2 separate regions of the Homo sapiens genome follow, and region 1 is linked to region 2. Evidence: chromatin loops called from intact Hi-C (ENCODE). Cell type or tissue: sigmoid colon. All regions are shown on one strand.

Region 1 (4,000 bases), 160 kb before region 2:
TTCCTTTCAGGCTTTCATTAACATTTGTTCAGTTGTGGAGCTATTTAATTCTTTCCTACAAACACGGATCATACTTTTATACATCTAGTTTTGTGGGGGTTTTTTTTCATAATAATGAACATTTTCTTGTGTCAAATACTGATCTTCACAATGTTTAAAAGATGTCCGGGCTGGGCATGGTGGCTCACAGCTATAATCCCAGCACTTTGAGAGGCCAAGGTGGGCAGATCTCTTGGAGCCAGGAGTTTGAGACCAGCCTGGCCAATATGGTGAAACCCCGTCTCTACTAAAAAATACAAAAATTAGTCAGGCATGGTGGTTTGCGCCTGTAATCCCAACAACTCGGAAGGCTGAGGCAGGAGAATCTCTTGAACCTGGGAGGTGGAGGTTGCCATGAGCCACCACTGTACTCCAGCCTGAGCCACAGAGCGAGACCCTATCTCACAAAAATTAAAAACTAAAAAATAAAATTCCTCTGGCACTGTGTTGCATGGCTATGCATAGTGGGCCTCTTGGAGTTGGAAGTGGAGGCATTTAAAAGAAGGACCTCCCAGGGTTGGGCACCTATAGGTCGTTTCCCATTTTTCACTATTATAAATGTCAACTACCTTTGAACATAAAGGTAACCACCTTGAACCACCTTTGAACATATATATTTGTGCTCTGCTCCAATGACTGTTGTAGTGCAAATTTCTCTAGATGGAATTACTGGGTTGAATTTTGAACCTACATGTTTTTATATTTTTATTTATATTTATTTATTTATTTATTTGAGATGGAGTCTCGTTCTGTAGCCCAGGCTGGAGTGCAGTGGCGTGATCTTGGCTCACTGCAACCTCCGCCTCCCAGGTTCACGCGATTCTCCTGCCTCAGCCTCCCGAGTAGCTGCTATTACAGGCGCCTGCCACCACACCCGGCTAATTTTTTGTATTTTTAGTAGAGACAGGGTTTCACTATGTTGGCCAGACTGGTCTCAAACTCCTGACCTCGTGATCCACCCACCTCGGTCTCCCAAAGTGCTGTGATTACAGACATGAGCCACTGCGCCCAGCCCTTCTACATGTTTTTAACATTGGCACCAAATTGCCAAACTGCCCTCAAGAAAGGCTGTACTGGCTTATACACCTACCAGCAGGATATGAGAGCTCCTATTTCACCACGTGCTTGAAAATAATAATATGCATTTGGTATCGGCATTCTTTTTAAAAAATATTGGCCACTCTGTCTGAGAGAAAACACACACACACAGACGATTTTAATTTGCATGTCTTTGATTACTAGGAAGGTTGGGCATTTCCCCATGTATTGTTTTTCTATTTATATTTCTTTTTTGTGCATTGCCTGTTCATGCCATTTGCCCAGTTTTCAAATAAGGTGGACTTTTTTCATGCTGTCTAGTGATCAGGAGGATTAAACATTGTTTGTCTTTTCTGCCATATAAGCTGTAAATATTTTTAAGTTTCTCATTCACATGTTACTTTAATTTGTGATCTTTAGAAAAACATGTGCCTCTTTAATTTTTCTCTCTGATGTTATGACAAGCTTCTTTAAGTGCTCTTCCTAGAGTCACTGCCAAGTCACTCACCCATTAGTCATTTCATTTACAAATAGAGGTGGACAGGGCCCTAGAAAAAGCAGTGTGGGATGCAGGAGAAAAGACAGCTCCTGCCCTGAAGTCTGAAAGCAGCCAGAAGCCAAATTAGACCAGGGGATGAGTCCCAGAACCTTGCTAACTGTCCTCCGGCAAGTGTTCCCAGGGCTGAGTTCAACCAAGTGCAAAGAAAGAGGCTGCAGCTGCACCTTGCCCTCCTGCAGACGACTGTCACGCCTGCACACACTCACTCTCTTTGGACTCACTCTGCCAGACAAGGGTGACAGGGGCCTGCTCAGAGAGGTGAAATGACCAACCAGCCCAGGACCACAGAGCCAGTAAATGGGGGGGCCCAGGATGGGAACCCTACCCTTCTGGCTCCTGGTCCACTGGCTCAGAGGAAAAGACCCCTATCACTGGAAGTAACAGCTGGCCTAGACTACAGTCAGAATCTACATCTTTCTTACAAGCACAGAAATCACAGGAACTGGAACACCTGCCTGGGGACAGGGATCTGGAAGGATCACCCAGGCCTCACTTCCTCAGGCCTCCCTTGTACCAGGAAAGGCCTGATAACAGCATCATCCTGTCCTTCTTGGAGGCAAATGTCCTTCTCCTGCATTTTCCAGAGGGGCCTGCCCTAACCTCTGAGCCCCTTCTGGGAGCTCAGCCTCCACTTTTCCCACCCCAGGAGGAAGCTGGGGGCTGGTAGCTCTCTTCCATATGCACCTTACGCCAACAAAAGGTTCTTCCTAAACAACTGGTCACACAAAAGAAAACTCTGAGGCAAACATCAAAAGGCAGGGCTCCCTTCCCTCCCCTGCTTCTTGGAGCTGTCAGGAGACATCAAGTGGCAAATGCCCATGCTCAGACTTCTGCAAAGTATTTTACAGCTTGTTTTCTTTTCTCTTTGTTTTATTTTCTCTGCACAGATGGAAAAATGCGTTGGGCAAAGCAGCTCACATCTGGATCCCTCGGCTCCACACAGAGGCGTCACCCAACTCCCGGCCTGTCCCTAGCCCCTTCCTCAGAGAGACACCTTAATCCTTTGCGCCTTCCTGTTTATCTCCTGCATCTCTTGGAGGCAAAAATATTGGGTATTAGTTTCATTATCAGATTTCAAGACAGGGAGGAAAGGGCAGCTTTGTGAGAACAGAGAGGTCAGCCCAGAGAAAAGGGGGTTGGGGGTGGCAGAGACACTCTTGAGGGACCAGCAGGGGCAAGGACAGAAGCACTGCCTAGGCCATTGAGGCTCTGCCTCTTATCCAGGGGTACCCCAGACACCCACAGACACCCCAAGCTTTGTGCCCCTCTTTGGCTATCATGTGAGGATCACCAAGGATGCATCACATGTGGCTGCATTTCAGACCCAGGGCATAACGAGGGTAAGGAAGATAGGAGGGCGAGAGGCCCCACTTTCCAACCAGAAACCCAGTAGGAAAAGAGGCCCAAGAGGTGGGTTCCTATTTTCTTCCCCCATCAAAAAGTCCTCTAAGTCCTATTTCAACACATGCCTGTGGCCACTCCTTACCTCTCAACATTCCTGCCTTTCTGCCCCTCTCCCTCTCCCACCAACCTGGAACTGCTCAACCCCTTCCCACTCCCCAGGTCAGGTCAGTTCAGTGCATACTCACAGTGTTCTAGCTATGTTCCCAGCTCTGTGCTACAGGCTATGTGAGATACACAGATGGACAATGCACTCTCAACTATCCATGGGTTCCCCATCTAATGGAGGGAACAAACTCATGTCAGAAAATTCTCTGATCAAGTGGGACTAATCTCTCATTAACTGTGTTGGTTTGCTGAGGATAGGGACAGCGTTTGCTCTTATATCCTCCAGCCCACAGAAAGCCTTCATACATTTTTGTTGTGCAAATGAGAGACAGAAAGCAAACAAGAGAGAAGATAGATGGATGGATGAATGAATGGAAGGATGAAAAGGTGGATGGATGGACGGATGGATAGATGGAGAGAGGGATGGACGGATGGATGGGGTTGATAGGTGGGTGGAGGGAGGGAGGGAGGGAGGGATGCATGGATGGATGGATGGACGCATGCATGGATGGATGGATGGATGGATAGGTAGGTGGGCAGGTAGACAGGCAAGCGGGTATGTATAGAGACAGTTAGATAGTTAGACAGGTAGGGCAGATAGAGGATTTACTGCCTGAACCACTCCCTGACAAGGCATAGCCTTGCGACATCTGATTGTTGCTTTCAACTGCTTTAACTCATCAATTTAACTTCTGTCTGCTCAAGTAGACTGCTGTGCTTTAGAGAGAAAAACCCACATCTAAGTCCCCTGGACTCTTCCTGGAACTCTAAGTAGTGCCCTTGCACACAGAGACTGAATCTGCATCCATTGTTTTTGATGAATTTACCAAACCATAAGTGTTGGCCCACCCCAAA
Region 2 (4,000 bases):
AATGAGGAAACAGACACAGAGGGGAGGGATGACTTCCACTCAGAAGTTGATGAGTAGTACGGAGATTCCATCTCCCCTACACACCTGGGACACGCATCTGGCCATTCCAGAAACTCCCCTTCGTCCCAGCTGTGTCAGTTCTGCCTCTCAACCGAGCTAAGATTTCGCCATAGAGCCACAGCTCTTTCTCTTCTCCCAGTGGCAGGATTCCACTGGGTGAAAGGGCCCAGGGCCAAGTCGGCCGGGTGAGGTGGATACACGCTGAACCCCGAAGACGGGAAAATCCAGAGTCTGGAGCTTCACCTGGCTAGAGCCGAGCCAGCCCTACCCACTGGAGGCGCCACAGCCTGGCTGAAGGCGCTGGCGCGGCGCGGTCCTCTGGATTAGGGCTGCGGCGGGAGCGCACGATCCCGCTGCACCAGTGGGCTGGGGGTGCCGCAACAGGAAGGCCCCAGCATTCAAACTCCGTAGGCCGTACGTGCCCAACACTTAGCGCGTCACCGGATCCAGAAGGGATCAAAGGATAAAGCCTCCGTCACCCGCTCAGCAGATGTCCCCAGGCGGACCCGAGGGTCCCAACAGGGGTGGCGAGCAGGAGGCCGGGGAAGACACCGTGTCACCTTCCAGGCCGCGAGGGCGACGGGGCTGATAGCACAAGGAACTCGGAATAAAAAGTCTGTGCAGGTCGACCCTGTTTCTACTATCTATGCTTGTGCATTGAACTCCATTCACAATTTGGGAGCCCCAGAAGCTTGCCGTGTCGCCTCGGGCACGCTCCGGAGGGTCTGGGCCGCGGGCCCTCCTCTTTGGCGAACCTCGGGGGTTTTGGACGGACGCTCCCGAGCCCCAGCTCCGCCGTCCGCGCCTTGAGCAGTCGCCTGCGCCTCCTTCTAGATGCGCGTTTGATTTTCTAATCAATCTCTTTGTCCCCTGCGGCCTTCACCCGAGTCTCCAGTTTCCCCGTTTCCCTCGGCCCCCGCCTGGGTCCAGCTCTCGCCCGACTTTCCCGTCGAAGGCACTCGAGTGAGTGATTCCCGGGAGCCGAGGCCGAGGCCGGCGGGTCCGCGGCGCGGGCCGGAGCTGTATGGAAATGGCCAGAGGAGCCGGCGGGCGCGGCGGCGATTTATTCTGGGAGTGACAGCCCCTTTGAGCGCTCGGCGAATGGCATTTTCTGTCTGTGAAAGCCTTTCTTCCCACCTCTGTTCAGATTAGCCCGGGGGATGAATGCACCCATTATCCAGCCCGCTGACCATTCTGAAACGCCAAATTAATTACTAAGCACTGAATCAGGCGCCGGGGCCGGGGCACCGGGAGGTGTGAAAATAGCGAGCGGCTGGAGATGGGGAAAGCGAGGGGTGCAGCGCCGAGGGGGCCGGGCGGGGTGGCCCGGGGCGCGGGCGCGGCAGGGCCGGGGCTGGCTTGGCCGGCCGCCGAGCGCGACCTGCCGGCGTGACCGTGCGCGACCGCGGGGCCAGCGGGCTACAAAGGACCCGGGCGGGCAGGAAGGCGCGGAGCCGGGGTCGCGGCCCGGAGCAGGCTGGGGCTCGCCGGGACCGCGGCCAGAGCGCGCCAAGTGCGCAGGACGCGGGGCTGGGGCTCTGGCGTGCGCCCCTCGCCGCGCACCAGTGCCTACTTTTCCACGCACCGCCCGGGATGGCCGCCCCCAGACGGCCCCGGCCCGCGGCCACCCCCGCCATCCCCGCGCAGGCTCTACGCCGCTCCAGCTGCCCTCCGAGGCCTTCAAGAAAACTTGGGCGCCGCCCTCCGACCGCAGCCCCAGCCAGAGCTTCCCGAGCGCGGGGCAGCCGCGGGCCGCCCCCACCCGGCCGCGACTCGGGATCCGCGGGTGGCACTTACCTCCCCGAGGCGCCGGCGGCAGCGGGAGGCGAGCTCTCCGCGGCTCCCGTTCGAGTGCGCGGGGCACGGAGGAGCGCGCGCCTTTAAGACTCTTCCCCGAGACTCCGCCAGGTGGTGTCACGCCGGCCCGGCCCTCGCGGCTCCTCGCCCCGCGGCCACCCGGCTCCCCTGCCCATCGCGGGCAGAACACCAGCCTCCCGCTCGCACCCTGCGCCCCGCCGCTCGGGCTCCAGTGGAGCTGGGCCAAGATAGGATGCGTGTAACTTGGGACACACAACTATCCAACAGAAAGCCACCCAACCTACACACTCTAGCTTTGGTTTGTCTGGGAGTTGCAGGGGTCTTTTTGTTTGTCTGTTTGTTTGACCGAGTGCTGGGGGTAAAAATGGGGAGGAGAGAGCTGAGAAGTCTGACCCAAGGACGTGCGATCATGTCCCCACTGCCATCACCAGCGACAAACCTCAATTCCATGCTAACTGGTCTTTTTGCCCTTCATCCAAGATGGTCTGCTGACACGCCTCCCCCAATGACCATTAAAATGACTGAAGAGATAAAATAGAGGGAGAACTGTCGCCACTTAACACTAGGGGAATGCGTCATTCACACTCCTGAAACTTAGAAAAGTTTAAGAGGATCCGAGGGATGGCTGAAGGAACTCCACATTCATCAGGCGAGAAGCAGGAGCCGGCCTGGGAATCCCCAGCACAACACTCCCCCGGCGCGCCTCCTCCAAGCTCTGGGTACGTGTGACAGTTCACCCGCGAGGCCGGCGCCTGGGAATCTCTGCCGAGCTTAAGGCTGCTGGAGGACACAGGTTTGCCGGCATAAACTAGGATCCTAGCTTCAGGCCATTATTAAAATTTTACATCATATGCTTGCTCTTTGAAGAATCATTTTTTGACATTGGCATTGTGATTTCAAACTACGTTCATAATTAACTCAGTTTTTCTCTTTTTTTTGGTAGTGGGTGTGTGTGGGGGTGGGGGGCGGTGGTGGCGCAGGTGTGTGTGGGGGCGGGGGGCGGTGGGGGCGCCGGGCCCTGCTCAGTCATCCTGGCTGGAGTGCAGTACAGTGGCGGGATCATGGCTCACTGCAGCCTTGACCTCCCAGGCTCAAGAGATCCTCCCATCTCAGTCTCCCGAGTAGCTGAAACCACAGGTGCATGCCACCACGCCCGGCTAATTTTTAAAACACTTTTTATTTTGTAGAGACAAGGTCTCAATGAGTTGCCCAGGCTGGTTTGGAACTTCTGGCCTCAAGTGATCCTTCCATCTTGGCCTCTCAAAGTGTTGGGAATACAGGTGTAAGCCACTGCACCCAGCCTTCTAACTCAGTTTTTCTGCCTACATTGTTTATTGTCATTTCATTTACGTAAATGACTTCCTCATTCCTGAGTTCCTTACTTTGATTAATTTCTCACACCACTGAAATGCTACTTTGAGTAAACCTTGGGGGAAGGGTGGATGGACGGTGGATTTTTTGAGTCTTCGCATGTCTCAGATTGTCTGTTACTTTATACACAGACAGTAGTTAGATATAAGAGTCTAGGGTCATAATCCTTTATTTACACTTCAACTCTCTAAAATAGGCATGTTGCTAGCATTAAACAGGGAAGCAAATGTAAAGCACTTACCGTGTTCTGCACCTAAGACGTAGTAGAGGATCCATGACTAACTATTTATGACTATCCTTTATTAGTTATTGATTCATTGTCTGTCTTGTGCTTTTTTTTTTTTTTTTTTTTTTTTGACAGGGCCTTGCTCTGTCCCCAGGCTGGAGCTCAGTGGTGCGATCGCAGTTCACTGAAGCCTTGAACTCTTGGGCCCAAGGGATCCAAACCTTGGTCCAAGATGGTCCACTGACACACCTCCCCCAATAACCATTAAAATGACTGAAGGAATAAATAGAGAACCGTCGCCTCCTGTGTAGCTGGGACCACTGTCATGCCTGGCTAATTTTTCAATTTTTTTGTAGAATCAAAAAATCTTTTTGATTCTTTCTTTTCTTTTTTGATGGAGTCTCGCTCTGTTGCCCAGGCTAGAGTGCAGTGGCGCTATCTTGGCTCACTGCAAGCTCCCCTTCCTGGATTCACGCCATTCTTCGGCCTCAGCCTCCCAAGTAGGTGGGACTACAGGCGCCTGCC

What was found. A loop is a pair of places that touch in the nucleus more often than their neighbours do. Peaks named below come from ENCODE experiments on the same cell type or tissue, not always from the same donor. Only the 100,000 strongest peaks of a DNase experiment are listed, where the experiment ranks them.
Region 1: a loop joins it to region 2, with 4 times the contacts of the local background. A loop is called at or near these places in 4 of 110 quality-filtered maps.

What each region holds. Positions count from the first base shown.
Region 1 is chr17:9,156,573-9,160,572 of GRCh38, reverse strand. All of the region lies in intron 2 of NTN1 (netrin 1), which reads right to left. Among named protein-coding and RNA genes, the nearest start is that of NTN1, 140 kb to the right of the region's middle. RefSeq lists an enhancer at 3,914-4,000. In sigmoid colon, no CTCF peak of the experiment used is centred here; a DNase peak (open chromatin) is centred at 1,712.
Region 2 is chr17:9,001,002-9,005,001 of GRCh38, reverse strand. It overlaps a transcript of NTN1 not described here. Among named protein-coding and RNA genes, the nearest start is that of NTN1, 19 kb to the left of the region's middle. RefSeq lists an enhancer at 551-1,180 and silencers at 1,805-1,854, 1,885-1,994. In sigmoid colon, a CTCF peak has its summit at 1,941; DNase peaks (open chromatin) are centred at 1,073 and 1,771; H3K4me3 peaks cover 1,754 bases; H3K27me3 peaks cover 831 bases.